Regions from separate parts of the Homo sapiens genome. Here region 1 is linked to region 2. Evidence: chromatin loops called from intact Hi-C (ENCODE). Cell type or tissue: prostate gland. All regions are shown on one strand. Links, peaks and the distances in the headings refer to the core of each region. The heading gives the core; the rest is flanking DNA.

Evidence for each region. A loop is a pair of places that touch in the nucleus more often than their neighbours do. Peaks named below come from ENCODE experiments on the same cell type or tissue, not always from the same donor. Only the 100,000 strongest peaks of a DNase experiment are listed, where the experiment ranks them.
Region 1: a loop joins it to region 2, with 2.3 times the contacts of the local background. A loop is called at or near these places in 5 of 110 quality-filtered maps.

What each region holds. Positions count from the first base shown.
Region 1 is chr7:5,235,288-5,247,386 of GRCh38, forward strand. No RefSeq gene overlaps it. Among named protein-coding and RNA genes, the nearest start is that of SLC29A4, 42 kb to the right of the region's middle. RefSeq lists enhancers at 4,931-5,225, 5,699-5,788. In prostate gland, for the core only: a CTCF peak has its summit at 5,109 (motif pointing right); a DNase peak (open chromatin) is centred at 5,104; H3K4me3 peaks cover 671 bases; H3K27ac peaks cover 959 bases.
Region 2 is chr7:5,658,246-5,670,344 of GRCh38, forward strand. All of the region lies in intron 13 of RNF216 (ring finger protein 216), which reads right to left. RNF216-IT1 (RNF216 intronic transcript 1) reads right to left here. Exons shown (of 3, transcript NR_046834.1): 2 at 8,365-8,459; 3 at 4,187-4,320. Among named protein-coding and RNA genes, the nearest start is that of RNF216-IT1, 16 kb to the right of the region's middle. In prostate gland, for the core only: a CTCF peak has its summit at 7,299 (motif pointing left); a DNase peak (open chromatin) is centred at 7,326; H3K27ac peaks cover 267 bases.

The DNA.
Region 1 (12,099 bases), core at 2,807-7,806, 420 kb before region 2:
CACTCTCACCTGGGCAACAGAGTGAGACTGTCTCAAAAAAGAAAAAGAAAAAGAAACGGACATGTGACACCATGGCCAGCAAGCAGGAAATCCAAATGCGTTATTTTACAAGCGTACTTAAGAGAGAGGCGGGACCGTTCGGCTTCAGCTCTGTGGTGTTGGAGATGTAAAAAGAACGTGCAGGGAAACCGTGGGACTTCTGTTTGGGTCGCCTCCCTGCTTTACATAGAATTCTCTTTTTTATGACTTATTTCTTACTGAAAATATATCATGATAATCATTGGCCAAGCAGATAGGGTTTTTCTGACGTATCTTTTAGTTCTGACCCAGGTCATAACCCTTCACCTATGTCATACCTTTTCAATCTGTGGGTTTTTCTGAAGCACAAAAACAAAACAAAACCAATCTCAGGGTTTTGAGATGTGACCAGTTCTTACCCTTCCCTAATAACCAGCTAGGAAAGTCTCTAATTTAGAAAAATGAGGCCGGGCGCGGTGGCTCATGCCTATTGTAATCCCAGCACTTTGGGAGGCCAAGGCGGGTGGATCACAAGGTCAGGCGTTTGAGACCAGCTTGACCAACATGGTGAAACCCCGTCTCTACTAAAAATACATGGGCATGGTGGCATGTGCCTGTAATCCCAGCAACTCAGGAGGCTGAGGCAGGAGAATCGCTTGAACCCGGGAGGCAGAGTTTGCAGTGAACAGAGATCATGCCACTGCACTCCAGCCTGGGTGACAGAGCACAGCTCTGTCTCAAAAAAAAAAAAAAGAAAAAAGAAAAATGAAATCTTTCTAAAGTTCAGAATGTGAAGAGACTGTCTTGATTCCTCACCTCTACATCGTTTCTTTCTATAGTTAGTTATAATGTAAATAGATTCCTCTTAACACTTCATTTTAGGTGAAGCTGTTTTTGGTGCTGCCAGTGTGCGTGCATGTGTGTGTGTGTGTGTGTCTGTGAGTGTGTGTGTGTGTGCCTGCCTGAGCTTCAGGTGAACATACTGATTACATTCCCCCACCAAATCTGACTGAAAGCCCATTGCTATCAGCATTTTATAACACGCTAAAGAATTGGACGTGGTGGCTCACACCTATAATCCCAGCTTCTTGGGAGGCCAAGGCAGGAGGATCGCTTGAGACCAGCAATTTGAGGCAAGGCCAGTCTGGACCACATAGCAAGACCCCCTCTCTTAAAATTAAAACCTGTGTTCTATTTTTTTGTTGCCTACTCACAGGCTGAACATCTCATTTGTTTTTGTTTGTTTGGTTTGTTTTTGAGACAGTCTCACTCTGTCACCCAGGCTGGAGTGCAGTGGTGCGATCTCAGCTCACTGCAACCTCTGCCTCCCAAGTTCAAGCGATTCTCCTGCCTCAGCCTCCTGAGTAGCTGGGATTACAGGTGCCCACCACCACGCAAGGCTAATTTTTGTACTTTTAGTAGAGACGGGGTTTCACCACGTTGGTCAGACTGGTCTCGAATTCCTGACTTCGTGATCCACCCACCTCGGCCTCCCGAAGTACTGGGATTACAGGCATGAGCCACCGAGCCCAGCCTTAAACATCTAATTTGTACCAAATTGCCCTATAATTCTACCTAGAATATTATAGCAAAATGCCAGAAGCCTGACTAAAATCTTTTAAAGAAACCCAACTCGGCCAGGCGTGGTGGCTCACACCTGTAATCCCAGCACTTTGGGAGGCCGAGGCGGGTGGATCACGAGGTCAGGAGATCGAGATAGTCCTGGCTAACACGGTGAAACCCCGTCTCTACTAAAAATACAAAAAAGTAGCCGGGCGTGGTTGCAGGCGCCTGTAGTTTCAGCTACTCGGGAGGCTGAGGCAGGAGAATGGCCTGAACCCGGGAGGTGGAGCTTGCAGTAAGCCGAGATCGCCCACTGCACTCCAGCCTGGCGACAGAGTGAGCCTCCGTCTCAAAAAAAAAAAAAAGAAAAAGAAAAAAGAAAACAAAAAGAAACCCAGCTCTCCCAGGGTGGGGGGCATTACACAGGGGAGCCCCTCCGGGTGTCGCCGCAGCTGAATGATTGCGTTGGTGGAACAGCTGGCCCGCTTGTGCGTGGGCCAGGACACGGTGGACCTGTTCCGCCTGCGTTCTTGCCGGTCCATGTTTGGATTAGCATGTGAGTTTAAACATAGTGCTGATGCGGCGATTCTTCTAGAAGCACATCCTTCTCTGAGCTGAATTGCTTCATCACACACTTCCTTCTGGCTTGGGGAGTTCCTTTTCATCAAAGGCCAAGCCTTGTGTGTTTCGGTCCTGCCCATCTCCGTGCGGCCTGCGGGACGTTGGTTGGCGTGGAGTCTTCACAGCCGGCTGTCCAGGCTGGCAGCTCTCCCATCAGGGCTTCTCACAGCCACCGTCTGTCTGAGCAGACGCTGAGCATCGTGTCATCCCTCGGACACACACAAGACTCCACTATTCCCTGTGCTGATTTCTGTTTCTGTTACAGCTTCTGCTTCTGATTTTATTTTTTTTTTCTTTGAGATGGGAGTCTCGCTCTGTAGCCCAGGCTGGAGTGCAATGACATGATCTTGGGTCACTGCAACCTCCACCTCTCAGGTTCAAGCAGTTCTCCTGCCTCAGCCTCTGGAGTAGCTGGGATTACAGGTGCGCACCACCAAGCCTGGATAATTTTGCATGTTTCTGTAGAGACGAGGTTCCACCATGTTTCCAAGGCTGTTCTCAAACTCCTGGCCTCGGCCGGGCGCGGTGGCTCACGCCTGTAATCCCAGCACTTTGGGAGGCTGAAGTGGGCGGATCACCTGAGGTCAGGAGTTCGAGACCAGCCTGGCCAATATGGTGAAACCCCGTCTCTACTAAAAAAGAAAAAAAAATTAGCCTGGCTTGGTGGTGCGCCCCTGTAGTCCCAGCTACTCGGGAGGCTGAGGCAGAAGAATCACTTGAACCTGCGAGACGGAGGTTGCAGTGAGCCAAGATCACGCCACTGCACTCCAGGCTGGGCGACAGAGCAAGACTCTGTCACAAAAAACAAACAAACAAACAAACAAAAAAACCTCCTGACCTCAGGTGATCCACCCGACTCGACCTCCCAAAGTGTTGAGATTACGGGCGTGAGCCACTGCGCCCGGCCCTGTTGCTGCTTTTAGAAGTGGCTTTTTCTTCCTGTGCGACATTACTTTTTAGTGGGTCAGCGCAGAAATGTGCTTGGGCTCCCTGCGACGGCGAAGCACCTTTCCTCAAGGGAATCTGAAGACTTTTCCCTGCCTTTCCTCTCCCTCGGGGAGGTCCCCTCAGCGCCCTCCTCTTGACCTTCCCTGGTGCGTTTAGTGCTGAGCCTGTGCCTGAGCCTGGGGACCTGGGAGAGTTCGGACCGAAGTCCACCGAGGGCCGCAGAACGGCAGGGTTGGGGAACTGGCTCCCTGGCGCGCACAGCTCTGTCTGCAGGGCGCGGATCTGCGCTCGGTGTGAGGAGGCACGGTGCATGTTAAGTCGAGAAACTTCTAAACTCCGCCACCAGCTTTGGAAATAACAGCTGGGATTTTCTGCTTAAACCAGCATCCCAGAGCACACGGGTACTAACTAGCAGAAGCCCTAAGTAAAATGAAACGGGCTCTGAAGGAAGTCCTGGAGCCTCCTGCCCGCCTGCCCTCGCCATTCATTCAGTCCTGCAGTGACTCTGAGGAATGGCGTGGGCGGGAGGACAAGTCACCTTTAAAGCCAAGCACCCGGTGGGCGCAGAGGGTCCCGCCTGGAATCCCAGCACTTCGGGAGGCTGATGCGGGCGGATCACGAGGTCAGGAGTTCGAGACCAGCCTGGCCAAAATGGTGAAACCCCGTCTCTACTAAAAATACAAAAAATTGCCTGAGCGCGGTGGCTCACGCCTGGAATCGCAGCACTTTGGTAGGCCGAGGCAGGCAGATCACAAGGTCAGGAGTTCGAGACCAGCCTGGCCAACGTGGTGAAACCCCATCTCTACTAAAAATATAAAAAAATTGGCTGAGCGTGGTGGCGCGTGCCTGTAATCCCAGCAACTCGGGAGGCCGAGGCAGGAGAATCGCTTGAACCCGGGAGGCGGAGGTTGCAGTGAGCCGAGATGGCGCCACCGCACTCCAGCCTGGACGACAGAGTGAGACTCTGTCTCAAAAATAAATAAATAAATAAATAAATAATGCAGATATCTTTAGAAATATAAAATAGTATCCTAGGGGCCAGGCACAGTGGCTCACACCTGTAATCCCAGCACTTTGAGAGCCCGAGGTGAGAGGATTGCTTGAGGCTGGGAGTTGAAGACCAGCCTGGGCAACAGAGCAAGACCCCCGTCTTTACGAAAAATTAAAAAATTAGCCAGGTGTGGCCGGGCATGGTGGGTCACGCCTGTAATCCCAGCACTTTGGAGGCCGAGGCAGGAGAATCACAAGGTCAGGAGATCAAGACCATCCCAGCTAACACGGTAAAACCCCCTCTCTACTAAAAATACAAAAACTTAGGCGGGCGTGGTGGCGGGCGCCTGTAGTCCCAGCTACTCGGGAGGCTGAGCCAGGAGAATGGCGTGAACCCGGGAGGCGGAGCTTGCAGTGAGCCGAGATCGCGCCACTGCACTCCAGCCTGGGCGACAGAGCGAGACTCCAGCTCAAAAAAAAAAAAAAAAAAAAAAAAAAAAATTAGCCAGGTGGGCTGATATGCCCAGCTACTCAGGAGGCTGAGACAGGAAGATCACTTGAGGCCAGGAGTTCGAGACCAGCCTGGGCAACAGTTTGAGACCCGCCGCAGCCTCTACCAAAAAAAAAAATAATAATATTCTAGTTTACAAGCATGCTACAGTTACAAACTCTTCCTTGGTAAGATTTTCCTCCCCAGAGCGCTGTTGTCAGACTCCTGGAGCTGCTGAGGCCCTGCAAGCTGGGTAGACAAGGGAGGCAGGCCGGGCCAGGTGAGCTCCCCTGCACCCCTCCCCGCCCCCGCCCTGCCTTTCCTGTGTTTCTCTGGACCCTAACGCTGCGAGACACAGACGGATAGACCATCAGGACCTCAGGAGCCGCCTGAGTCTCCTCCCAACCCCGAGCTCTGAGGAGGGTGGATGGTTTTCTTCACGGCCACTAGGTGGTGGAAGTCTCCCAACTGTGCAGACATCTGCGGGGCTGGTGGGTTGGCGAGCTGTGGGGGAGGGTGCCCTGGTCAGACTGTGTCCTTGGGGGCTGGGCGGTCGCACCCGGGAGCTTCGCCAATGTGCTAGTTTGAATGAACTCCCAATGCAAAAATGGCAAACAGAGGCCGTGGAGAAACCTGGCTTCCTCCGACAATGGGAATTTCACTCTGTTCTCGTTACCGCCTGTGGATGAATGTGGGTCTCGGAGGGCGCCTCTCCCTCCGGGGAGAGGGTGACCTTGCCACAGTGGGACTCCATTCCAGCGGCAGCTCCCTCCCCTGTCTGTAGCCCCACGGCCTCCTGGCCGCCTGCCTTCTTATTGGCCACCCCTCCCCTCTCAACGACCTGTTTCCTAATCATGCCATTCCCCCGCGGGAGAGCCGATTCATCACCATTTAAAATGGTGAATCGATAAAGCCGGTCAGGCCGGGCGAGGTGGCTCACGTCTGTAATCCCAGCACTTTGGGAGGCTGAGACAGGCGGATCACCTGAGGTCAGGAGTTTGAGGCCAGCCTGGCCAACATGGTGAAACCCCGTCTCTACTAAAAATACAAAAATTAGCTGGGCATGGTAGCGGGCGCCTGTAATCCCAGCTACTCAGGAGGCCGAGGCAGAACACTAACTTGAACCTGGGAGGCGGACGTTGCAGTGAGCCGAGATCGCGCCACTGCACTCCAGCCTGGGCGACAGAGTGAGAGTGCATGTCAAAAAAAAAAGAAAGAAAGAAAAAGAAAAAGCCAGTCAGATCTAGAGAGGGCGACCGGAGCATCACCCCCAGACGGCTTGACTCTGAGCTCCTGACCTCAGCCTTCAGACAGAGGCTCTCCCAACACACACACACATAGACACGTGCGCACACACACACACACACACACACACACACCCCGCACCAGCAAACGCTGTCTGCTCTGAAGCAGGCACTGTGTAGTCTGATATGTCCCCGGGGAAGGAGGGTGGCCAAGCACAGACAGCTCCCGAGAGAGCCTGAGGAGAGAGCTGCCCAGCACCTCAGGATGGAGAAAGTGCTAGAGAGGCCCTTGGCTTCCCTGCATCCCACGGAGATAACAGCAGGTACAGGGAGTGAGGTTCGAGAGCAGTGAGTGTAAACCATAAGGCTCTGCCTGGGCAATACATGGTCCTTTCTCTCTTTTTTTTCCCTCCCTTCCTTCCTTCCCTCCCTCCCTCCTTCCTTCCTTTTTTTTTTTTTTTTTTGAGATGGAGTTTCACTCTGTCACCCATGCTGGAGTGCAGTGGTACAATCTCAGCTCACCGCAACCTCCGCCTCCCAGGTTCAAGCGATTCTCCTGCCTCAGCCTCCCGAGTATCTGGGATTACAGGCACGTGCCACCACGCCTGGGTAATTTTTGTACTTTTAGTAGAGATGAGGTTTCGCCATGTTGGCCAGGCTGGTCTCGAACTCCTGACCTTAGGTGATCCGCCTGCCTCGGCCTCCCAAAGTGCTGGGATTACAGGCATGAGCCGCTGCACCCAGCCTCATTCTTTCTTTTTTCTTTTAGAGTTCGGGTCTCACTCTGTCACCCAGGCTGGAGTGCAGTGGTGGGATCACAGCTCACTGCAGCCTCAACCTCCTGGGCTCAAGTGATCCTCCCACCTCAGTCTCCCAAGTAGCTGGGACTCCTGGTGCCCACTACTATGCCTTTTTGTAGAGGCAGGTTCTCGGTACATTGCCCAGGCTGGTCTTAAACTCCTGGGCTCAAGCAGTCCTCCTACCTCAGTTTCCCAAAGTGCTGGGAATACAGTCATGAGGCACCACACGCAGCCACCTACTCATTCTAAGACCATTCCTTCCCTGTGGTGGTGTTTATGAAATTGGAGTGTTAGGGGCGGGGCACGGTGGCTCACGCCTGTAATCCCAGCACTTTGGAAGGCCAAGGCAGGTGGATCATTCGAGGCCAGGAGTTCGAGGCCAGCCTGGCCAACATGGCAAAGCCCCGTCTCCTTTAAAAAATACAAAAATTAACCAGGCTTGGTGGTGCGTGCCTGTACTCCCAGCTACTCAGGAGGCTGAGGCACGAGAATCGCTTCAACCCAGGAAGCGGAGATTGCAGCGAGTTAAGATCGCACCCCTACACTCCAGCCTGGGTAACAGAGTGAGACTCTGTCAGAAAGAAAGAAAGAAAGAGAGAGAGAGGGAGGGAGGGAGGGAGGGAAAGAAAGAGAGAGAGAGAAAGATAGAAAGAAAGGAAGGAAGGAAAAGAAAGAGAGAGAGAAAGAAAGAAAGAATGAAAGAAAGGAAGGAAGGAAAGAAGGAAGGAAGGGAAAGAAAGAGAGAAAGAAAGGAAGGAAGGAAGGAAGGAAGGAAAAGAAAGAGAGAGAAAGAAAGGAAGGAAGGGAAAGAAAGAGAGAGAGAAAGAAAGAAAGGAAGGAAGGGAAAGAGAGAGAAAGAAAGAAAGGAAGGAAGGAAGGGAAAGAAAGAGAGAAAGCAAGCAAGCAAGCAAGCAAGCAAGAAAGAAAGAAAGAAAGAAAGAAAGAAAGAAAGAAAGAAAGAAAGAAAGAAAATTGGAGTGTTTCACAGCCCAGGGTCATTAATTTGGCCACCTGTCCCCTGGAAATCCGTAACTAAGTGACACCTTAGAATGAAAGAAACGCCTCATGGTGTGCACAGTGACCCATTGGCTTCAGGGCACTTTGCTCACAAAACACCCCTCCCCAAATAGAAGACTCTCCTGGGCAAGGTAACTCATCCCAGCTGGTGGCACAGGGCAGGACAGGGTTCAGTTGCTCCTGGCAGAGGCTGAGGGAACAGGGCCGGGGGAGGCCCCTGCTGTCCTTGTCTGAAGAGCCAGGATCTGCATAGCTCCCCACCCTCAGCCACCCCACCCTGGCTTCCCTGGGCCCCTTCTGAGATGCAGAGATGCGTTCTGGGATTGGCCACCATCCACCCCCAAGCCCAGACCATGGCACCATGCCCCAGGCTGCCTGCGGCCCTCTTCTTGACAGACTCGCAGTCAGGTCCCTGCAGCCTCCTTGGTGCTGACAAATGGCCCCCAGGAGGGTCCCTGGCCACTGCCCCAGAACCCACCATGGGCCCCGCGTCCTGGCCGCTGGCCAGCTCTGTCATTTATGTCCTTCTTGACCTTCGTGGGAGCGCCCAGGCTGCTCCATTCTGTCCTGAAACCTACACCAATGCAGAACGTCACTGTGGTTGGCAAAGTCACTCTGTTTGCTTCAGGTGGGCACCGCAGGCAGGGCTGAGGGCTGTGGCTGCCGTGTTGCCGGCAAAGGAGAAAAACCCGCAATTTGTTCAGACGAGCTCCTTTGCTTAAGGCTCTGGGGAGCATCTTTTCTGGTTATTTTCAGCTTTCTGCTCCTTTTGAGGAAGTTCAAGGGATCAGCTCCTGTCCCCACCCCCTGACTCCAGGGGTCAGACTGTGTCAGTGTTCTGGGGGTCCCTCTTAAGGAGGCACCCCAAATCTGGAAGAACCTCTGGGCTCCTAGAAAGATGAAGACACGTAGAGCTGTGCCCATCACTGGGCAGTTTCCATCAGAGAGGGCTTTGGGGCTTCGGAGCACGGGTCCCTCCCCAGGCCCTGTCCTCCAGAAGGATTTGGATGGGGTCATCGGAGAGAGAGAGCTCGTCCTACATGGCAGCAAGTGGCTCTTTTCACAAACTGTCCCTGCCCCTAGCTGGGCATAGTGGCACGCACCTGTAGTCCCAGCTACTGGGGAGGCTGAGATGGGAGGATCACTTGAGCCCAGGGTCTCGATCAAGGCTGCAGTGAGCTATGATCGCACCACCACATTCCAACCTGGGGGATAGAGTGAGACCCTGTCTCAAAAACAACAACAACAACAAAACAACAAAAACCAGTCTCTAGCCAGGCACAGGGGCTTACACCTGTGTAATCCCAGCACTTTGGGAGGCCAAGGTGGGTGGATCATCTGAGGTCAGGAGTTCAAGACCAGCCTGGACAAGATGGCAAAATCCCATCTCTACTAAAAATAGAAAAATTAGCCGGGCATGGTGGCAGGCACCTGTATCCCAGCTACTCGGGAGGCTGAGGCAGGAGAATCGCTTGAACCTGGGAGGCGGAGGTTGTGATGAGCTGAGATCATGCCACTGCACTCCAGCCTGGGCGACAGAGTGAGCCTTTATCTCAAAAAAAAAAAAAAAAAAAAAGAAAAGAAAAGAAAAGAAAAGAAAGATCACCTGTAACTGCCAGTGCCAGAGCTAACCTGGGGTTAACACTGCTGTGTGTTTCCTTCTGGTGACTTTTCTAACAGAGAGAGCCTGTTAGGAGCTGATTTATTCACATTAGTATGTAGCCCCACAATGATTGTGTGTTCTCCCTGCGTTACTAATGGGAATCTTTTTTTTCCAATCCCAAAATTGGAATCCATTGTCTGACAACACATTTGTGTGTTGGACAAAAGAGGCTGCCTGGAAAGGGTGCATGCTGAGTGATAGGAATGCAGGAGGTACTTGAGAGGCTTGAAACAGGCCGGGCGCAGTGGCTCACACCTGTAATCCCAGCACTTTGGGAGGCCGAGGCGGGCAGATCACGAGGTCAGGAGATTGAGACCATCCTGGCTAACACGGTGAAACCCCGTCTTTACTAAAAAATACAAAAAAATCAGCCGGGCGTGGTGGCAGGCGCCTGTAGTCCCAGCTACTCAGGAGGCTGAGACAGGAGAATGGCATGAACCTGGGAGGCGGAGCTTACAGTGAGCCGAGATTGCGCCACTGCACTCTACCTGGGCGACAGAGCAAGACTCTGTCTCAAAAAAAAAAAAAAAAAAAAAAAATTAGGTGTGGTGGCAGGTGCCATTAGTCCCAGCTACTCAGGAGGCTGAGGCAGAAGAATCGCCTGAGCCCGGGAGGCAGAGGTTGCAGTGAGCCAAGATCACGCCACTGCACTCCAGCCTGGCAACAGAGCAAGACTATCTCAAAAATAAATAAATAAATAAAAATAAAAATAAAGTCTGGAGACCACAGAGCAGGGTGTCTGAATGCAAGACCATGCCCACCCTGCTGGCAAGCATGGAGGACGGCGTGGAGCCAGGGTGGCATGTTCACTTGCATGCATGTGTGCACATGTGTGTAGACGTGTGTGATTCCTGGGCACGCAGTGTTGGAAAGATCACTGGCCTTTGTCCCAGACCAGGATTCCAGCCTGGGCTCTAAGTGGCCGTGTGGCTGCGGATGGATGGATGCAGAAGCCAAGCAGGCTATATCCTGCATTAATGTGGCCATTGAGCTAATGTCCGTGGAGTCATCATAGGTCCTGATCATTGGAGACATTGGATTTTTTATTTGTTTATTATTATTTATTTATTTATTTATTTATTTTTGAGATGGAGTTTTGCTCTTGTCCCCCAGGCCGGAGAGCAATGGTGCGATCTCAGCTCACTGCAACCTCCACTTCCCAGGTTGTCACCCAGGCTGGAATGCAGTGGCATGATCATAGTTCACTGCAGCCTCAACCTCCTGGGCCAGCAATCCTCCACCTCTGCCTCCTGAGTAGCTGGGACTACAGGTGTGCACCACCACCCCCGGCTAATTTTTAAAAATTTTTTAGAGACAGGGCATCTCCCTATGTTGCTGAGGTTGGTCTTGCACTCCTGGCCTCCAGCAATCCTCCTACCTTGGCCTCCCAAAGTGCTGGGATTAACAGGCTTGAGCCACTGCACCAAGCCCTGCCAATGTATGTTTTAAAGGGCATACTGTATTGTTCCTTCACACCCTATTCCTGCCTGGTGGGGTGCTTCCTCTCTCTGGCCACCCTGCGGTTTGTCCCGAATCTTCCCTCCTGCACAGGTGGGGAAGCCCTTCAAGGTCCACTCCACAGTTTTCTTGAGCGTGGGACACTTTACGATCCACAGATATTTGACAGGACCCGTGAATGGAAGGAAATAAAAGATTTTTCGTTCATTTTTGCAGACACAGTCACAGGATCCCAGAGGATGTATTTAGAATATGACATCTAAATATAATTTTCTCCTGGGTTGTTCAGAAAATTCCCATCATCTGCCATGCAGAACTGTGTAAAACCATTTTGCTCATGCAAACTCTGAACTCACTATTCTCACAGCCTCCCAAAGCCTGACCCTATCAGGCGCTCCCCTGTCTTTTTGACCAAGATTGCTTGTTTGATTTTGAACACAGTCATTTCCCAGGGAACCTGGCGATTTTCTGTCTCTTCCATTTAGGCCAACACCTTCCTTACTGCAGAAATAGGCCTTGGGGGCTCTTGCTTCCCTGTGAGTTCCCCGCCGTGCTCCGCAGCTACACTGTGTTTATTTTTTATTTATTTATTTTTTTGAGATGGAGTCTCTCACTCTGTTGCCCAGGCTGGAGTGCAGTGGCATGACCTCGGCTCACCACAACCTCCGGCTCCCAGGTTCAAGTGATTCTTCGGCCTTAGCCTCCCGAGTAGCTGGGATTACAGGTGCACACCACCATCCCCAGCTGATTTTCATATTTTTACTAGAGACAGGGTTTTACTATATTGGCCAGCCTGGTCTCGAATTCCTGACCTCAAGTGATCCGCTCACCTCGGCCTCCCAAAGTGCTGGGATTATAGGCATGAACCACAGTGCCCGGCCAGCTTCACTGTGTTAGCTAAGTCTTCAGGGACCCCCTCCCGTCATTGCTGTATTCCTTCTTAGCGGTTAGCAACTCAAATACACAGCCTACTGCCCCCTGACAAGGAAAGTGTGTGAACCAGGAAGACAGCCGTGGCTCCTCTGTCCTGTGTTCAAGTCCCCAAGACGACCAAGAGGAAGAGGAGGTGGCAAAGTGACAAGAGCAAAAGCACCAATACTAAGAATCTGGCCATTTCTGGATATCAAGCAGTAAACAGTTCAAAAGCTTCAAGTGCAGACCAGGTATGACGGCTCACACCTGTAATTTCAGCACTTTGGTGGCTGAGGCGGGAGGATCACTTGAGGCTAGAAGTTTGAGACCAGCCTGGGCAACATAGCGATACCTCATCTCTACAAAAAATACAAA
Region 2 (12,099 bases), core at 4,486-9,485:
CATTAAAGCCAAGTATCTGAACCTCAGAACCAGATGCTCAAACCAAACATTCCAACAATGAAACATAGTTCAAAAGATTCCTATTTTAATAAGCACAAAGTTTTCATCTCATTAAATAAAATTATTTTGGGCCGGGCACAGTGGCTCATGCCTGTAGTCTCAGCACTCTGGGAAGCCGATGTGGGCAGATCACGTAAGCCCAGGAGTTTGAGACCAGCCTGGCAAACATAGTGAGACCCCATCTCTACAAAAAATACAAAAATATAGCTGGCTGTGGTGGTATGTGCCTGTAGTCTCAGCTACTTGGGAGGCTGAGGGGGAGGATTTCTTGAGCCTGGGAGGTGGAGGTTGCAGTGAGCTATGATCAAGCTACTGCACTCCAGTCTGGGTGACAGAGAGAGACTGTCTCAAAAAAAAAAAAAAAAAAAAATTTTTTTAACTGACTTGAATAAAGCAGTATATTTTAAAGTATGATTTATTTCATTACACCCTTTTAAATTTTCTGTATCTGTGTATGTTTTGCCATGTTATGTTACAACAGTAGCACACATGTAACGTACAAATAAACACATACGCTGGGGGTGTCCTCTGCACAATTTTTCTGATACGGCAAGCAATAAAATTGTACATCTGCCGCTCTCAATACTGAAGCGCCATGGAGGAGGCCTGGAGAGTGCAGCAATGTGTCGGAGTTATGTTTCAGAATACTTCCATTAATTAGTGAGCTTGAGACCAAAGACAGAAAGATGGTTGAGAAGCAACTGGAAGAGTCTATGAAAGAGATGAGGGTGAGAGAGAAGCCTAGAAAGACTTCTAGGCTTCTGATGTAGGACACTAGCGAGATTGGTGGAAACATGAACTTAGATCAAGTGGTGCAGAATAAGATCTGAGTGACGGTGGGAGGCAGAGGCGAGTTTAGTTCCAGACCAGCTTACTTATTCACTCATTTATGTGCTCTTCCAGTATCTGCTGAATTTCTGTCATTTGTATGAGACACCGGAGATACAGCAATAAACAAGTTAGGCTCAGTTTCTATCTTCATGACATTTACGTTTTACTGAAAAACACAGATATTAACTGACACTAGGGGCCTAGTCAGAGGATGCGACATTTAAGCTGAGTCCTAAAGGAGGAGTCGGCCAGGTATGGGTACAGAGGGAAGAGCAAGGGTGAAGGCTTCAGGGCAGGAGAGGGTCCGTCTCATGCTGAGAAAGTCAGTATGGCTGGAGCCCAGTGGGGGAGAGTGGAGAATGGACCATGGTCACCCAGTAGGACTGAGGCTATAGGAAGGAGTTTGGAAAGCTAGGCTGACCAGGTGGGAAATGCAAGCATCTGGTTGACATTTCAAAAGATTCTTCTGGCTGCTACTGTTAAAGGGATGGTTTGCTGGGGTTGTAGGACCTTGCAGCACCCCCTTTCTAAACTAAGGCCAAGTAAATAACTTCTAGGGGAACAGGCTCGGAGTGTGGATTTGATTCTTGCTTAGATTTCCTCAACAGTCCTCCATAAATAAGGGCACAGCTTACTTCCTGAAACAAGGTGTGCCAACACCAAGCCTGGCAGGGGCAGGAAAGGCTAACCTGCGATGGGGCAATAGCAGCACACCTGTACTTTTTTTGTTAAGAAGAAGAGAACCACATTTTCTGATATGGCTTCAGAAAGGGACTTTATTACTATTCTTCTTAATATTTTAATTACATTCATTAATTTTTTTTTTTTTTTTTTTAGAGACAAGGTCTTGCTCTGTTGCCCAGGCTGGAGTGCAGTGGTGCCATTATAGCTCACTATAACCTTGACCTCCTGGGTGCAAGCAATTCTCCCGCCTCTATCTTCCGAGTAGCTCGGACTATGAACACGTGCCACCACAGCTAAATTTTGTTATTTTATTTGTACAGACAGGTATTGCTATGTTTCCCAGGGTGCTCTCAAATTTCTGGGCTCAAGCGATCTGCCCACCATGGCCTCCCAAACTGTTGGGATTATAAATATGAGCCACAGAGCCCGGCCCTGTTTTAAATTCTTTTTTTTTTTTTTTTTTTTTTTTTTTTTTTTTTTTTTTTTTTTTGAGATGGAGTCTCGCTTTGTCACCAGGCTAGAGTGCAGTGGCGCAATCTCGGCTCACTGCAAGCTCTGCCTCTTGGGTTCAAGTGATTCTCCCACCTCAGCCTCTCGAGTAGATGGGAATACAGGCGCCCGCGACCACACCTGGCTAATTTTTCTATTTTTAGTAGAGACAGGGTTTCACCATGTCGGCCAGGATGGTCTCCATCTCTTGACCTGGTGATCCACCCATCTCGGCCTCCCAAAGTGGTGGGATTACAGGCATGGAGCCCTGTTTTAATGATTGACTGAGACAGGGTCTCACTGTGTCACCCAGGTTGGAGTGTAGTGGCACAATCTTGGCTCACTGCAGTCGCGACCTCCCTGGCTCAAGCGATCCTCCCACCTCAGCCTCCCAAGTAGCTGGGACCACAGGTGTGCACCACCATGCCTGGCTAATTTTTTGTAGAGATGGGGTCTTGCCATGTTGCCCAGGCTGGTCTCAAACTCCTGGAGTCAAGCAATCCGCAAGCTTCAGCCTCCCAAAGTGCTGGGATTACTGATGTGAGCCACCATGCCTGGCCTGGGGAACATCTTTAACAGAGGTCTAAAACTCCTGCTTTTCACAGTACTAGCTCCATGCTCCTGAAGCCTTAGGTTTTTTTTTTTTTTTTTTTTTTTTTGAAACAGCATCTCGCTTTGTCACCCAGGCTGGAGTAAATTCCGACTCACTGCAACCTCCGCCTCCAGGGTTCAAGATTCTCATGCCTCAGTCTCCCAAGTAGCTGGAATTACAGGTATGCACCACCATGCCCGGCTAATTTTTGTATTTTTAGTAAAGACAGGGTTTCGCCACATTGACCAGGCTGGTCTTGAATTCCTGGCCTCAAGTGATCTGCCCACCTCGGCCTCCCAAAGTGCTGGGATTACAGGCATGAGCCACTGCGCCCAGCCCCTGCAGGCTGTTTTTCGAAGGGATTGGGTCTCACTCTATTGCCCAGTCAGTGGCGCCAGCATAGCTCATGGCGGTCTCCTCAGTAGCCTGAACTTACAGGTGTGCGCCACCATGCCCAGCTTGTAGGCTTAGGTTTTTTGTTAAAGAAATAAATGAGACCTGCTAGGACTGAAAACTTACACATCTTCACAAAGGGTGCTTTGCATACACATCTCAATCTTCACAGCAACTCTACAGGGAAGTACTGGAGAATTATTCCCATTTTTAAAAAAGTAAATACGGCTGGGCATGGTGGTTCACTCTTGTAATCCAAGCATTTTGGGAGGCCGAGTAGGGTGGATCACTTAAGGTCAGGAGTTTGAGACCAGCCTGGCCAACATGGTGACATCTCGTCTCTACAAAAAATACAAAAATTAGCCAGGCGTGGTGGTGCAAGTCTATAATCCCAGCTACTTGGGAGGCTGAGGCATGAGAATCGTTCGAACCTGGGAGGCAGAGGTTGCAGTGAGCTGAGATTGTGCCACTACACTCCAGCCTGGGCGAGACAATGAGACTCTGCTCAAACAAAAACAAAAACAAAAAAGGTAAGAGAAAAAGAAGGCTCAGAGGGTCCAATTAATTTGGTCGAGGTCACAGAGCTTTAGACATGAGTCTGTCTGATCCCAAATCCACTTGCTCTTACTCTAGTCCCACTGTGTGCCCACATGGCGTTTGCTAGCGAAAGCAGGTCACTGTTTACTGGAGAACCCAAGGGCACGTGGCTATGAGACAAGCTGAGGTTACAATGGCATCTTGTGTGAGAAGACCACAGAGGAACAATCAGCAAATCTGGGTGTGAGCATCAGGGCATCAAAGGCATGGCCGTGCAGCTGCAGCTGTGCAGGATGTCTGCTTCCTGGAGAGCTGCGAATGGCTCAGTAAGAGGCAGGATGGGATGGAATCAGACCTGAGGATACCCTTTCTTACTGGTAACGATAGGAACCTGCTAATCACAGGGTGATCTCAGACTGGACACGTGTGAGGAAGTAGCTGTTCCTGCCACCTTTGGGCAGTTGCATGTCTGGCGGTATAGCAAAAGGAAGTCCATTTTTAGATTTCCATTACCGCATAAACAGAGATAGGCTCCATGAAAGTGTTCCATAGTCACTCCCTCAACCAGCCCCTGGACGCTTACTTGTAAATACTTGCCACTTACCTCCTCAAAGGTGGCCAGGATCAGGGCATTAAGATTTGGTAATGGCATTGCTTGAGATTATCACCATCACTGAAACTGCTCTGGGTCGGTTTTGTTCAGAGCAATGCAGGTAACAGAGACAGTTTCTGCACTGAAAGGAATGAAGACACTCTCATGTTCCCACCCTTGCCCCTTCCACCAGTGCCACTGAGAGCCTTCCATCAGTGCCGCTGAGAGCCTTCCATCAGTGCCAGAGAGAGGGATCGGTATAAAACGAAGCCCTTGTCCTCTTAGAGTCTACTCACAAACAGATAACTGTATACTCTGAGGAAGATGGTGAGTACCTCAGAGGAAACTAAAGCCAGGTAGGGGGCAGGCAGTGTGAACAGGGAGGGTGCCATCTGACACTGGTTTGTCAGGGAAGGCTTGTGTAGAGCTGGCACTTCTGCTTGAGCCTGAAGGCTATCTGGTAGAGAAGCGTTCCAGGTACAGGGAATGCAAGCAGGACAGTAGACGGAGCTGGGACAGGACAGAGCGCTCAGAGAATCCAGCACCCACACCCCCTATGCCCTCAATGGCACAACATTTTGCCTAAGAATATCTCTTCTCCTCTGGCAACACCTACTCACCAGTTCTCCTTTCAAATACCAGTGGCTTGGGAAACCCAAATGACCCGGGAAGAGCTGGCACTTGCTCACTGGGCTCCCACAGCACTTAGCTTATGCGTTGTTACTGCACTTTTAGTGGCGTCTTGTAATTATCTGATTATGTCACATCTTTTCCAAATGCCAGGCGCTCCTTGCGGCAAAGATGACGTCCTGCTGGTCACTATGGACAGGCTTGGCATGGAGGGCTCAATTCATCCAATAAAAAAAAGTTCACTTGGCCAGGCATGGTGGCTTACGCCTGTAATCCCAGCACTTTGGGAGGCCGAGGCAGGTGGATCATGACGTCAGGAGATCGAGACCATCCTGGCTAACACGGTGAAACCCCCGTCTCTACTAAAAACACAAAAACAAATTAGCCAGGTGTGGTGGCGTTCGCCTGTAGTCCCAGCTACTCGGGAGGCTGAGGCAGGAGAATGGCCTGAACCCGGGAGGCGGAGCTTGCAGTGAGCTGAGATTGCGCCACTGCACTCCAGTCTGGGCGACACAGCGAGACTCCACCTCAGGAAAAAAAAAAAAAAAAAAAAAAGTTCACTTGAGGCCGGGCACAGTGGTTCGTGCCTGTAATCGCAGCACTTTGGGAGGCTGAGGCGGGCAGGTCACGAGGTCAGGAGTTCGAGACCAGCCTGGCCAACATAGTGAACCCTGTCTCTACTAAAAATACAAAAATTAGCCGGGTGTGGTGGCGCACGCCTGTAGTCCCAGCTACTCAGGAGGCTGAGACAGAAGAATCACTTGAACCCAGAAGGCAGAGGGTGCAATGAGCCGAGATCCTGCCACTGTACTCCAGCCTGGGCGACAGAGAGGGAGTCCGTCTCAAAAAAACAAAACAAAACAAAAAAACCCCAAAACAAAAAAAAAGTTCACTTGAGTGCCTATTCTGTGCCACATGGAGATGCGATGGAGATGAAGCCTGGAGAATTCCTGACCTGGAGGGGCTCGTAATCAACCACCGTACATCTCAGGTATCTTTGGATTTCTAGGGCCTAGCACTAGATTTGAGCGGCACAAGGTGCTGAATGTCTGAGCTGGAGGCTGGCAAGACAAAGCACATCTTCTCCATGCAGAGAGTTGTTTTTTTGTACTTTCCATGGGCAAAAAAAGCGTATCTATCTCCTCTCTGAAAGAACATTATTTCCTCCCTATTGGGTCTTATTTATAATTATGCCAAGTATTTTATGAGAAAATGAAATTATTAATATATACGACCCTTTCAGGTTAATTCATTACAGCTTCAGCCTTAAGGATGAGTTACTGTCCTTCCTTTCTTTGCTCCCTAATGTCTTTCCCCAATTTAATGAGTTAAACTACAAACAGCAGTTATTACCAAGCAGCTAATGACCAAATGCTTGCAGATGGTGTGAGAAAGTACTGCATATGTTTCAATTAGGATGTTCTTTGTTGATTTTCTCCTGTAGTTTCAAGACATGGAAGTTGATCTCTCTTCAATCAGGATAAAAGGAGCTCACAAACAGTAGACCCTGAAAATGTGTGCCCAAGAGAACTTCTGGTTTAGAGGGGTCAGGACTGGAAATGCGCATTCTGCCTGTGTCCCAGCCTGGCTCTCCCCAACACCCCCAGGGGCTGTGGAAGGCCAGTTGCCGCCCAAGGGTAGGCTGCACGCTTCCCCCACTGGCCAGCATTCTCCTCTGCACTCCCAGAAACAAGATAATCCAAACTGCCTGGGTCCAGTTCTTAAAGGACACACAAAATTCTTTTTTTTCTTTTTTCTTGAGATGAAGTTTTGCTCTTGTTGCCCAGGCTGGAGTGCAATGGCACAATCTTGGCTCACCGCAACCTCCACCTCCCAGGTTCAAGCAATTCTTCCTGCCACAGCCTCCCAAGTAGCTGGGATTACAGGCGCCCGCCACCAGGCCTGGCTAATTTTTGTATTTTTTAGGAGAGACTGGGTTTCACCACGTTGGCCAGGCTGGTCTTGAACTCCTGACCTCAGGTGATCTGCCCGCCTCGGCCTCCCAAAGTGCTGCGATTACAGGCACGAACCACCGCACCCAGCCAGGACACACAAAATTCTAACATGAATTCTTCTAACAGTGTCTTGTAATGATCTGATTATGTCACATCTAAGAAGCCAAGCTCACCATGCAGGGGATTCCTCTCTATCCTCAAAGTACAGTAAATCATCTCTCAAAGGAAGGAGAACCTTTACATTTCCAAATGCAGAAATTCAAATCTGGGAGTGGCCAAGTGAGAGCTCTGGGAACCATTACAAAGCCTCCCCCACCTCACTCCCTAGTCCTGAGGAAAGGGCTTCTTTGGGGAAGATTTCATGTTGTTCTTAAATATTTTTTGTTTTCATACACACCTCACCTACCATTTCTATGTACAGAACCAGGCTTTGAAAAAAGAAATCTTGAAGTGTTATTTCTGTGGATTAGAAAAGTTCTTTCCCTGAGCCACCAGGATTAGGTGACAAATTGGAATAGAAGCTTTATATGTGGTTTCTGTGCTAATGCTGCCCCCTAGGGATGGAAAGTTACAAGGCACCGAGACACCAGCTTGACTGCTCTGGGAGAGACCACACATAGCTGCCGGCTTTTTACTATACTATGGGGACCAGGGCTTCGAGGACAGAGTGGGAGGGTAAAGTCTTTCTGGAATAAATCAAAGTTCAATTTTATCTTTATCATAGTAACTACAAACAAAACTACCAATTCCCTTAGTTACTCAAATACAGACGACTGTTTCTCTCGAATGGCTGTTTAACAGAATCACCGAGACTATATCAGCAACGCCTAGGCAATGGCATCATGTGGACATTTATATAAAAATTCCAAGACCAAGGCCGGGCGCGGTAGCTCACATCTGTAATCCCAGCACTTTGGGAGGCCGAGACAGGCGGATCCCGAGGTCAGGAGATCGAGACGATCCTGGCTAACACGGTGAAACCCCGTTTCTACTAAAAATACAAAAAAATTAGCCGGGCGTGGTGGCGGGCGCCTGTAGTCCCAGCTACTCGGGAGGCTGAGGCAGGAGAATGGCGTGAACCTGGGAGGCAGAGCTTGCAGTGAGTGGAGATCACGCCACTGCACTCCAGCCTGGGCGACAGAGTGAGACTCCGTCTCAAAAAAAAAAAAAAAAAAAATCCGAAACCAGTATGTGAGCTCCTACTAAGGACTATGGGTCCTGCTCTGCAGTGGGGACACACATTAAGTGTAATATACAGTTAAGACATGATTGTAAGTGCTGAGGAGAAAAAAATAAAGGAAGAATGCACTGGGGTGGAGAGGGGGAAATAGTTCACGATTATAAACTGGTGGTCAGGGAAGGCCTCTCTGCGAAGGTGCATGTAAGTGAAGACTTAAGAAAGGCGAGGGAGAGAGTCTGGTGCTATCTGGGGGAAAGAATTCCAGGCACCAGGAACAGGGAGGAGCAGGGTGGGCAGAGCTGTAAGGTGGAGAGGAGGGTTGGGTTTGCAGGCTGCCTGGGGCCTGAGCCCAGAGTAAACAGATGCTGAAGAAGAGCCTCTGCAATGGCTGTGCATGAGGTTGATTCCCAAAGAACCCCACCTGCAGGGATCCCTTTCACGGGGAGCTCTCAAGCCTTCTGAGCTGCGCCTCTGAAGGTGGGGCCTCTCCCGCCTTCCTGCCGAGCTTCTCACAGCCTGGAAAGGGCAGGAGGGGAGGCTGTGACTAAGCCCCTTCCAAAGGATTTGCTCCCCATAGATGCTCCATACAATACAGGTTGTGGAACCGAAGTTACTACAGCAATGACTTTTTTTTTTTTTTTTTTGAGACAGGGTCTCATTCTGTCACCCAGGCTGGGGTGCAGTCAGTGGTGCCATCATAGCTCACTGGGCTCAAGCCTGGGCTCAAGTGATCCTGCCCCCTCAGTGCCCAGAGTAGCTGTGACCACAGGCACATGCCACCATACCTGGCTAATTTTTTGTACAGACCAGGTCTTGCTATGTTGCTCAGACTGGTCTCAAACTCCTGGGCTCAAAGGATGCACCCGCCTCGGCCTCCCATATGCTGGGATTACAGTTGTGAGGCACTGTGCCTGGCCAGCCATGACTTTTAAACTATAAACTGTGGCCCTATGGTGGGTTGTAAAGTCACTTCAGTAGATTATGACTAGTGGATTTAAAGTTAGAACAAAAATACTAGGGCACATTCCATGTGTCAAGTATTTGTTTTATAAAACTGTTTCTGTTCCACCTATATTTATTTATGTTTGGATGAAGCTTATGGTAATTTATATTTCTTACTATAGGTCACAAACAAAAAAGTTTAAAAGCCATTAATTTAGAATTCATTCAGAATTAAAGTTTCTTTAAAAAGGCACCAAAAGGCTCATTCTCACAATAGGAAGTCCCAAGGATCACTGCCAGGAACTGAAAACCAGCCCCATCTCTAGTTACCCTGGAGGTGACTCTGCTGATAAGGAACAATGCCCGGGAACCAGGGGAACCCCCCAGCCTTCTCCATCCTGCAGGAGCAGGGCCATGCATAGGAAGCAGATCTAATCATTTCAAACTGTCAAATAGAAACACTGTTATCACTTGGGCAGAAACAAGCCAGGCTGACCTTGTCTTTGCTCACTGCTTGGGCTACCTCTGGGCTTCCCAGGGTTTTGCTGGGAATCTTGGCCTGGCAGGAACAGCCAGCAAAACCAGCTCCTGCCTGCTGGAACTCCACTGTCAGCATGCCCTGGAAGAGAGGCTGCAGATTCCAGGAAGCCTCCTTCCAGGTAGGACAAAGACCATCTTGACACTCCTCCTCATGCCCAGGCTGACAACAGCTGGACTTAAAGTCACTGGATCAGATTGGGGAAAGGAGCCACTGGGGTCTGGGCATGGGATGGGAAGGAGGAAGTCGAGGCTTCATCCTGAGTCATTCAGCAGAAGTGCTGGTTCCAGGGTACAGCGCAGCTTCAAGCTGAGCAGGTAACTTCGCGTTGGTATTTTAGGGCGCTGTGTAAAGATGGCAGTAATTCATGTATCCAGGGACAGAAGAATACAAAGCTGTCTGAACTTGGGGTTGACAATACCCCTTTGTGGATATCAGACAGGACATCTTGCAAGGTACTGTTTATATAGCAGGCATAGAAAAGCGGCTGCCCCTGGTAGTTTTTCACATTCTCATAAAAATCAAATCCCTTCTCAGAGTAAATAGCAAAGCGGACTTTTTTTTTTTTTTTTGAGATGGAGTCTCGCTCCGTTGGCCCCGGCTGGAGTGCAGTGGCGCAATCTTGGCTCACTGCAAGCTCCGCCTCCCAGGTTCACACCATTCTCCTGCCTCAGCCTCCCGAGTAGTTGGGACTATAGGCACCCACCACCACGCCCGGCTAATGTTTTGTATTTTTAGTAGAGACGGGGTTTCACCGTGTTAGCCAGGATGGTCTTGATTTCCTGACCTCGTGATCTGCCCGCCTCGGCCTCCCAAAGTGCTGGGATTACAGATGTGAGCCACCGTGCCAGGCCACAAAGCGGACTTTTAATCTTTCCCTCCTTGCTAGTGAAATGTGACAAAAAGGGAAGCCTCTCATGGGGACAGGAGATATGAACTGAGGATGAGGGTCAAAGGAGGGAGGAAAAAAGGGTCAACTCGACACAGAAGAATGATAAAAAGTATAGGTGGGAGACACCCAGAGTGGAGGGCTCAGAAGCAGGGCCAGAGATCCCAGTCCCGAGGAAGAACGCTGTTAGGAAGTAGCCGGGGTCTGCTGTTGCCTGCCCTTCCAGGGCTTCATGCCCTTCATTCTCCTGGTTCACAAGATTTGGGCGTTCTAGTCACGGTGTATCTTCCCCATATCTTTACTACGGGAAATAGTAAAACACTATCTAGTTAGCATACTATCCACCTGATGCCTCTAGATGTGACTACTTTCACACCTTCACTCATCCCCACAGGGCTCTTATCCAGCCGAAATCTAGTCATCTCCCCCAGGAATATGAGCAGGAGCATAAGTGATTTTTAGTTCTGTGGACCTAATATTATAAAGAGCATTAGAGAGTATTTCAACGCAGGCAGGTGGCTACAGATGGCCCCCCTTGGTGGAAACTATCCCACCCAGTCCCGTGCTATGCAGGATGGGCAGGACTGTCTGCACCTGCCAGCCTGAGAGGAATATGGGCGGTCGGGCTCCAGCTATACCTACTAAGCAGAGTTGCATCTGACAAGATCTCTGATTCCGACACATAGTAAAGTTGAGAAGCTCTGACCTCTTTTGATCCAGGTCTTGGTTTTGCTGATCCTCTGATACCTCTATTTAGAAAAGAAATGATGAGATCTTTAGAAGACCAATCTTTGCCACTGGCAATCACAGGGAGGCTGACACACTCATTATCCATTCTTTTCAGTGTGGCTGAAAAGACTGGCAGAGTTTACTCAATGCTTATGAAATCATCACTCCATCTTGCCTCAAGTGAAAGATTATATTGACAGATTTAGCAGTAAGAGACCAAAAGATGCTAGAGAGTGAGGTGAGGGGTCTGTTCATGCTTCTAAATCAAGACCTAAACTTTGTATCAAATCTGCCAGATATCACTGTTGAAACTGAGACTGTGTTGGCCAGGTGCAGTGGTTCACGCCTGTAATCCCAGCACTTTGGGAGGCCAAGGTGGGCGGATCACTTGAGGTCAGGAGTTTTGAGACCAGCCTGGCCAACATGGCAAAACCCCATCTACTAAAAATACAAAAATTAGTCCGACATGGTGTTGTGCACTTGTGATCCAAGCTACTCGGGAGGCCGAGGTAGGAGAATTGCTAGAATCTGGGAGGTGGAGATAACATCGAGCTGAGATCGCACCACTGCACTCCAGCCTGGGCAAGACTCCATCTCAAAAAAAAAGAAAGTAAGTGAGATTGTGGATGGTGCGTTTGGAAATCCTTTTTTTTTTTTTGAGATGGAGTCTCGCTCTGCCACCCATGCTGGAGTGCAGTGGCGCGATCTTGGCTCACTGCAACCTCTGCCTCCCAAGTTCGAGCAATTCTCCTGTCTCAGCCTCCCGATTAGCTGGGATTACAGGCACGCACCACCATGCCCAGCTATTTATTTATTTATTTATTTTTAGTAGAGACGGGGCTTCACCATGTTGGCCAGGCTGGTCTCAAACTCCTGACCTCAAGTGAGGCACCCGCCTCGGCCTCCCAAAGTGCTGGAATTACAGGCGTGAGCTACCGTGCCTGCCCTGGAAATCACTTTCATAAACAACCTGGATGTGAGACTTTCAGGATCCATTTCCTGCACATGCACTGCTCCCCTGAGATGACACATGCCTGACCACAGTGCTGCTGCCCGAC